Linked DNA regions of Homo sapiens: region 2 is linked to region 1. A link is an interaction called in ENCODE POLR2A ChIA-PET data of the cell type or tissue named here. Cell type or tissue: OCI-LY7. All regions are shown on one strand. Each heading gives the region's core, and the rest is flanking DNA. Links, peaks and the distances in the headings are about the cores only. Region 1 has its middle 65 kb from the start of APBB1IP. Region 2 has its middle 7.2 kb from the start of APBB1IP.

Region 1 (4,402 bases), core at 163-4,162:
TGGTAGAATTCAGCAGTAAATCCATATGGTCCAGAGTTTTATTTGGTTGGTAGTTTTTTTTTTAATGATTCAATTTTATTGCTTGATATTGGTCTATTCAGGGTTTCAATCTCTTCCTGATTCAATAAATTACTGCTTCCAGTAATTTATCTATTTCCTCTAGACTTTCTAGTTTGTATAAATAGAGTGGTTCATAGTATTCTCTGAGGATCTTTTGTATCTCTGTGGTATCAGTTGTAATGTCATCTTTGTCATTTCTGATTGTATTGATTTCGATATTTTTTTTTCTGTGTTAATTTAGCTAGCAGCCTATCAATCTTGTTTGTTGTTTTAAAGAGCCAACTCTTGGTTTCATTGCTCTTTATGGATTTTTGCATCTGAATTTTATTTAGTTCTCTAATTTTAGTAATTTATTTTCTTCTGATAGCTTTGGGATTGGTTTGTTCTTTCTTATTGTTCTATTAAGTGAAAAGTTAGATTGTTAATTTGATATTTTTTAACTTTTTGATGAAGGCATTTAGGGCTTATTAATATTTTTGAATCCCTAACTAATATGGTATGAAGTTGTTTTCTTGCAGGAGGGTGATCAAACTCTAAAAATTATCATTGGTTTTAAAAATAACATTAGGTGATACACTGAAAATTTCAGTTTATTTGACACCATGATGAAAAAGATAAAAATTATTTTAAAGTATATCTCTACTTTAGTTAGTACAAAATTTATATTTTCTTCCATTAAAATGAAAAATATTTTCCATATGCCTGATCTTTTCAGAAAGGTTAATCTCCAAAATATAACCAACAATCTTTGTTAGTTAAGGTATTTATATTGTTCACGGAAGAAAATCCTCTCTTAAATACAACTAGAAGCAACCTGTTTAATATTACTAAAGATTGTGACATGTGGCTTCCATGTCCTGCTTTGTCAAAATAGAAGCAGAAGAAACAATGCTGGAAGAGAAATGGAAATGAGAAAGACCATTACAAATCATCTACAGATAAACATAAAATTTATAACTAAACAATATGGGGTGTGAATTATCAAAGACAGAAAAGTTATTCAAGGTCTAATCCAGAATCACTTCTGTACTGGTTTATGTCTTGGGAGTTTAAAATGTAAGGCATTGCAAGAGTTGTACGTGTAAGCAATGGAGTTTCTTTTGTATTAAGAAAGAAGTCTATATTTATCGAAACTCAAAAACTTCCTGGTAATTTAATTCAAAATGCTTCCTACAACCCATCAGCTGTCCCTTCATCTTCAGACTGGTAAGATATTTTCCAACCAACTGTTTTTCATAACTGGGCCTGAGGTCATGTTCACATCCAGACCTGTATTTTTCACCTTGCTCGATACTTTGCCCTTTTAACACTTCTAAATCAGAAATAACTAAGTTCTGCCACACCATTCTCAGGGAATGTCTCTCTGGGAAGAACAGAGGTTGTTAGAATGCTTTCCTTAGAGACTCCTTTGAAATTGTATTGTCCTGTACAACAAATAATAGACTAGGAGTCAGGAAAACCACATGTTGAGCAACTCACCTAACACGTCTAGGCTTCAGATATTTTTATCAGCTTCCGTAGAAAAAAAATGTATTTAAATTTAACAAAGTAAAATTGCTACATTATTGTCCATTTTTTGAGATTTTTGCCAGTTATCAATTTATTGCCTCTCAATTCCAAATCCACCCTTTTTTAATTTAAAAAAATTTTGTAACACTGCATTGAGATGTAATTCATGTACTGTACAATTCACCCTCTTAAAATTTTCAATTTCATAGTTTTTAATACTCACAGAGTTGACAATTATCACCACAATCAACTTTAGAACATTTTTATCAACCCAAAAAGAAACCCCATACCTTTCAGTAATCACCTCTCAATTCTTCATCCTCTCCCCATCAGCCCTCAGCAACTGCTAATCTACTTTCTGTCTCTATAGTTTTGCTCATCCTGGACCCTTCATCTAAATGGAACCATAAAATATTTAGTCTTTTGCAACTGGCTTCTTGCACTTGGCATCATTGTTTCAACTTTCACCCATGTTGTAGCATATATCAGTACTTCATTTCTTTTATTGCCAAATAACATTCCATTGTATGGATATGCCCCATTATATTTATTCTACCAGTTGATGGACATTTGTGTTGTGTCTACTTTGTAGCTGTTACGAATAATGCTGCTGGGAACATTTCTGTACAGGTGTTTATGTGGATGTGCGTTTTCATTTCTCTTTTTTGTTTTTATTTTTATCCCTGGGAGTGAAACTGTTGCATCATATGCTAACTATATGTTTAACCATTTGAGGACCTCCCAGATTATTTTCCAAAGCAGCTGCACCACTTTCCCTTCCCGTAAGCAGTGTATGGACACCAACTGCTCCACACTCTCACCTACACTTGTTACCTGTCTTTCTGACACCTTTTGGACAGTAACAACCATCTTAGTACATGTGAAGTGGTATCTTATTGTAGCATCCACCCTTCTTTGCAGTGCTCTGTGAGACACAGCATTTTTTTTTCTTTGCTGCCACGAAGTGAAACTTTTCTGTATAGGCTGTGGAAGGGATGCCAGAAGAGGGAGGAGATTCTTCCTGATTTTGGTATGCTTTTCTTCTCTTTCCTAAAGCAAGGCTGCTAGTGGCATGCAAGAGACCTACTGATGTTCACCTTCCTCCAAGTTTGGCTGGCTCCTAGGCAGGCAACTTCCTTCTCACCAGCCCCAAACTCTACAAACTTGGAAGAGGGTTCCCCACCTACTGCAGACCAGCTCGGGTCAGAGACAGCTCAGGAACTTCATCGGCATAGGCTACCAGTGCCTTAGGCCACAGCTGGTCCGCAGCTGGTGGGGATCCCTCTTCCAAGTTTGTCCTTCGTGGATTCTCTTTCCCTTAGCCCTAAAGGGAGTAACTGTCGCCTATCTTTGCTATTGCTGTGTTGTTTGGAATTTTCCTTTTTCCCTTTTACTAATTGTAATTCCTAGTTAATAATATTTGTTTTTAAGAGATGGGGTCTCACTCTATTGCCCAGGCTAAAGGGCAGTGGCACAATCATAGCACACTACAACCTCAAACTCCTGGGTTCAAGCAATCCTCCCATCTCAGCCTCCCGAGTAGATGAGACTACAGGCACAAGCCACCTCATTCGGCCCTAGTTAATCATCTTTCTCTTAAATAGTCCTTTGTATATATTACTGATGTGATCTCTATTACTGATGTGATCTCTATTACCTGTCTGGACCCTGACAGATATAAGATTCACCATCTTTTAATGCAACATTTTTTTAAATTAATCATATCAGCACTACTCTAAAACAGAGTTCAATTATTTTTTAGAAACTTAGGTGCATTAAACTACCATTGTAATGTGGTCTAAACGACTTTTACAAGTTTTCCACAGGATCATAATGTAAAAATATCTAGTAAACAATTGTAAAAAGAAAATTATAAAGGGAAATTCTAAAACTGCTGAATTGTTATCATTTCAATGAACAAACTGTAGTTTTATATGATACTTTACTTTCAAATTTTAATCAGCTATCATTTGAAACAAATGCAAACACATGTGTCCAACACAAAAACAAAAGTTGGAATCAGCTGCTTCATGTATTTGCAATATATGTGTCCCTTTAGCAGCTACTTTCTATCACATTCAGTCTAAAGGTTACGATCTGTCTTCAAATTACAGGTGAAATGAGAGCACTTGCTTATGATACAGAAGAAAATGGACTAAGGAGAGCTTTCTCTAGCCATTAAGATCAAATTATAATGGAAACTAAGGAAGTGGTTCTGCATTGTCATCAGTTAGAACTGCCAAGTTTATAGCGAACCAGTCTGGCGTAGGCACGGCCCCAAACTGGATGGAACTCTATTCATCCTTCTCTAATTTATTTTTATCTTGCTACTTCCTTAAAGCTGCCTTAAATCATGTCAGAAGTCCACATCCATGCTCAATACCCAGCATTTGTTCTGGCACCTGCTGACCTTTTGCTTTTATGTTGTTCATTTGATACTTTCTATTCAACATATAATTGTTGGTAAATCCTGATGTGAATGTCCATGCTACAGCATTGTAGCCCTGAGGTACCACCAGATACCAAAAAAAAAACTGACTATAATTATTAAGAAGCCATTAACCTGGGCTACTCAAGTGAAAAATAAAGCATCAAAATTTTACTCTCAGGTCAATGTGAACATGGCTATGAAGGCATTCAAACTAAGCTCCAGATTGCTCTGCAGAAACACAGCCTGACCTTCATTACCATGATGCTATCATTGAAGTTGTACACAGGCTACAATTCTCAAGATGACTCCTTGAAAAATTTAAAAAATTTATTTTTAAAATTTCTCTAGAATAACAGTGTTGGGCATCTGTTAAATAGAGCAGTCTTATGGCTCTCCTGACCA
Region 2 (4,402 bases), core at 318-4,317, 58 kb after region 1:
ACCATCAGATCTCGTGAGACTTATTCACTATCATGAGAAAACAGCACAGGAAAGACCCACCTGCATGATTCAATTACCTTCTACCAGGTCCCTCCCATGACATGTGGGGATTGTGGGAGCTACAATTCAAGATGAGATTTGGGTGGGGACACAGCCAAACCATATCACTTGCATTACTGCCTGAGTTCCACCTCCTGTCAGATCAGCAGCAGCATTAGATTCTCATACGAGCACAAACCCTCTTGTGAACTGTGCATGTGAGGGATCTAGGTTGTGAGCTCCTAATGAGAATCTAATGTCTGATGATCTGTCACTGTCTCTCATCACCCCCAGATGGGACCATCTAGTTGCAGGAAAACAAGCCCAGGGCTCCCACTGATTCTACATTATGGTGAGTTGTATAATTATTTCATTATATATTACAATGTAATAATAATAAAAATAAAATGCACAATCAATGTAATGCATTCGAATCATCCTGAAACCATCCCCCCCACCAATCTGTGGAAAAATTGTCTTCCACGAACCCAGTCCCTGGTGCCATGAACTTAGTCCCTGGGAGACCATTGACTTAGAGGCTTAAGACAGCCATTTATCATCATCTTTCAGGGATATGAGGCTCAGCGCAGTGGTTCTCCCTTGGTCTCTCAAGCAGTTGTATTTAGAGGACAGCTGGCGCTGGAATCATCTGAAGTTTTCCTGGGTCTGGGCAGTGAAAATGGTGTCTTCACTTCACATCTGATGCCTCCATGCCCCACCATGTGGCTTCATTGCCGACACAGTAGCCAGGACTTCTTCATGACTGCTCAAGGACAGAAGAGGCAGGATTTAAGTACTATGTTCACCATCACTTCTGTTCTATTCTATGTGTCAAAGTACATTCAAGGGAGAGGGAGAGAAATGGATCCTACCTCTTAATGGGGAAGGAAGATATGGCCATGACTAGCTTTGGAAAATACAGTCTACTACAGATGGCATAAAAGTTAGATTTTTAAAAATAAGCTAGATATTTAAATCAGAAACTAATATCCCCTACAATTGAGGGCAAGTCAAATAAAATAAATAGACAAAGCTTTATAAAATGCTAAACTAAAGAAAATTACCTGTGAAAAAAAAGAATGACAGAAAGAAAAAGAAAAAGCTAGCAGGATTCTGACTTCAAGTCAACCCGGGTCCCCTTACAGAAGGTGAAAGTACTTTGGTCAGGAAGAGATTGGCCAGAATACATGTTGGATTTGATGGGCTTGCCAACAGAGTGAGGTAGTGAGACACAGTCAAATCCAACTCAGTGTAAACTGAGTTTCTTTACAGTTCTATAACACACATCTTTTAGCCACTAACCATCTTCTTCCGAAATACCTGAGGAATTCTGCTTTTATTTTCTTGAGACAGAGTCTTGTTGTGTCACACAGGCTGGAGTGCAGTGGCACAATCTCGGCTCACTGCAATCTCCGCCTCCCCAGCTCAAGGGATTCTCCTGCCTCAGCCTCCTGAGTAGCTGGGATTACAGGCATGCGCCACCATGCCTGGCTAATTTTTGTATTTTTAGTAGAGACGGGGTTTCACCGTGTTGGCAAGGCTGGTCTCAAACTCCTGACCTCAAGTGATCTGGCTGTCTTGGCCTCCCAAAGTGCTGGGATTACAGACGTGAGCCACTGCTTCTGACTGAAGTCTGTTTTCATTGGTCACTGTCCAAAGAGAATGCCACCTGGGGGGGTTTTCCCCCACACCATCGTCTCCATGATGGGCTGTTCTTCTGTGTTCATGGCCCCATGGGTCATTCTCTTCCCCACCTCCCAAACTCTTTCTTGCCACTCCTGTATCTTGAAGCTATTTCTGGAGTGTTCTGCTAACCTCAGGCTTTAACTGTGCCCTGAGGGCACCATTTCCACTGCAGCTTTCTCAAAAGAAAGTGGTTTATTCTCTTAAATTCCAGCCACCTTAAGTTCGGAAGGTGAGTTTATGGTTCTCTATGCTCCTCACTGCTACTTGCAAATCATAAATGACTAATCTTTTTATTAAAAACAAAACTAAAAGCAAGCGAAAAAAGCTTTCTCTTTTGAGGCTCATGCCACTTGACTAAACAATCCAGTTCTGCTTTCTCATTTCAAAACCTTGACACGTGACTCCCTGTCACCCTTTAAGATGACCTGAAGTCCTGTCATCATTCTGTTTGCCTGGGACAGTCATGAATTATAACTGTTTCTGTCTTTTTTTTTTTTTTAGATTATTGTCTCTGTCTTTATTTTTTAAATACTTATTTATTTATTTATATGTTTTATTATACTTTAAGTTTTTTTTTTTAGACAGGGTCTTGCTCTGTCACCTTGGATGACTGCAGTGGCATGATCACAGCTCACTGCAGACTCAAACTTCCAGGCTCAAGCCATCCTCCCACCTCAGCCTCCTGAGTAGCTGGGACTACAGGCACACACACCACACCCAGCTAATTTCTTATTTTTTGTGGCTGTGTTGTCCAGGCTGGTCTCAAACTCCTGGACTCAAGCGATCCTCCTGGCTTGAACTCCCAAAGTGCTGGGATTACAGGTGTGAGCCACTGCACGTGGCCTACAACTGTTTCTTAGCTTCCGATCCACTTGGCAATTTGGTACTCTCAAAAGTGTCCCGGTCTTGAGACAATAAATGATGTGGCCACTCCAATCCTGAGTGACTTAAACAGTTAGCTGGGATGATGCACATAGCCCCTTAGCCTCTCATTTCCTTGGTCATCTCAGCCACTCAGGCCCACAGTCACCCCTGGTCTATGTCAGCACACATTATTTCACTACCTCCAGAAGCAAGTTCACCCTGCCTACCTTCCGACCACAATAACCCATCCTTCCATCTGGTTTGTTTGGCCACTCCCATGGCGGCCACACTTTCTCCAAACCTAGCCCTGCAGGAGAGAGGCACAACCGAGCAGATGGCTTCCACTATAATTCATGATCGCCAGTTTCAAATGGACCCTCAGTCTGCCTGGAAATCCCACTACATGTTTCTGATCACCTCTCTCTCCCATTCTCTTCAATGACCTTATCAAACTTTCTCCAGCTCCCCAAATCCATGCCTGGCCTACCTCATAGTTCACTCTCAGCAGATGAACCTTCTTCTCACAAGGAAAACAGAGGCTTTAGATTAGAATTTCCTTATCTTACAGCCATATGAAAGAAGATCCTTATCTACTCTAAACTCACCCTTCTGCCTTTCCAGTAAAATGGAGGAGGTCTCTTTTCTCTTATCTGGGAGCCCATTCATTTACCTTCATTTGGACTCAACCCACTTCCTCCATCTTGAAAACTTTTCACCATCAATTATTTCTACTCTCTTGTTAATGTCAACTCCTCACTATCATCTCAATTCTTCCTGTTTGAAAATAATGTTAAAAAGATACATAAAAGGCTGGGTACACTGGGGCTCAGGCCTATAATCCCAGCACTTTGGGATGCTGAGGTGTGAGGATCTCTTGAGCCCTGGAATTAGAGGCTGCAGTGAGCTATGATCACACCACTGCACTCCAGCCTGGGCAACAGAGCAAGACCCTGTCTCTAAAAATAAAATAAAATAAAATAAAATAAAATAAAATAAATAAAATCTTCCTCAATTTCATGTCTCCCAACCACTGCCTCCCTGTCCCCTTTCTCCTCTTTATAGGTGATATGGTTTGGCTGTGTCCCCACCCAAATCTCACATTGAATTGTAATAATCTGCACATGTCAAGGGCAGGGCCAGGTGGAGATAACTGAATAATGGCAACCATTTCTCCCATACTGTTCTTGTGATAGTGCATAAGTGTCATGAGATCTGATGGTTTTATAAATGGGAGTTCCTCTGCACATGCTCTCTTGCTTGCTGCCATGTAAGACGTGACTTTTCTCCTCATTCCCCTTCCACCATGATTGTGAGGCCTCCCCTGCCATGCTGAACTGTGAGTCAATTAAACTTTTCTTTATAAATTAGCCAGTCTCCGGTATGTCTTTATTAGCAGTGTGAGAACAGATCAATACAATAGGCAAACTATTCACAAGTGTTGCTTTGCTCACCATCTTCATTTCTTCACACCCTATTCACCCCTCAACCCACTTTGGCCTCCAGCCCCAACATGCTATTACAATTGGTTTCTGAGGTCACTAACATTGCTAAAGCCAATTGCCACTTTGCAGTCTTGTCTGACTTGTCCTTGCAACATCTCTGGATATCACTGACCACATCCTCCCACACTGTGGCTTCCACAGAACTTTCCCCTGGTTTTCCATCCACCCCTTTAAAGCTCTTCCTCTGTGTTCTTTGTGGGCTCTGTGTCTTTTGCTTTGGATGGTGGAGTTCCTTAAGGCTTAGCCTGAGGCCTCTGTTTCATCCCACACCATAGTCTCTCTACGCAATCTCATAAATCACCACCTATATG

Evidence for each region. ChIA-PET counts read pairs that join two places held together with the same protein. Peaks named below come from ENCODE experiments on the same cell type or tissue, not always from the same donor. Only the 100,000 strongest peaks of a DNase experiment are listed, where the experiment ranks them.
Region 2: POLR2A ChIA-PET joins it to region 1 with 6 read pairs; 3 of 35 experiments call an interaction of 5 or more read pairs at or near these places.

The regions. Positions count from the first base shown.
Region 1 is chr10:26,370,789-26,375,190 of GRCh38, forward strand. No RefSeq gene overlaps it. Among named protein-coding and RNA genes, the nearest start is that of APBB1IP, 65 kb to the right of the region's middle. In OCI-LY7, for the core only: no CTCF peak of the experiment used is centred there; a DNase peak (open chromatin) is centred at 2,243; H3K4me3 peaks cover 2,472 bases; H3K27ac peaks cover 3,415 bases.
Region 2 is chr10:26,428,982-26,433,383 of GRCh38, forward strand. No RefSeq gene overlaps it. Among named protein-coding and RNA genes, the nearest start is that of APBB1IP, 7.2 kb to the right of the region's middle. RefSeq lists an enhancer at 1,696-2,045. In OCI-LY7, for the core only: no CTCF peak of the experiment used is centred there; a DNase peak (open chromatin) is centred at 2,100.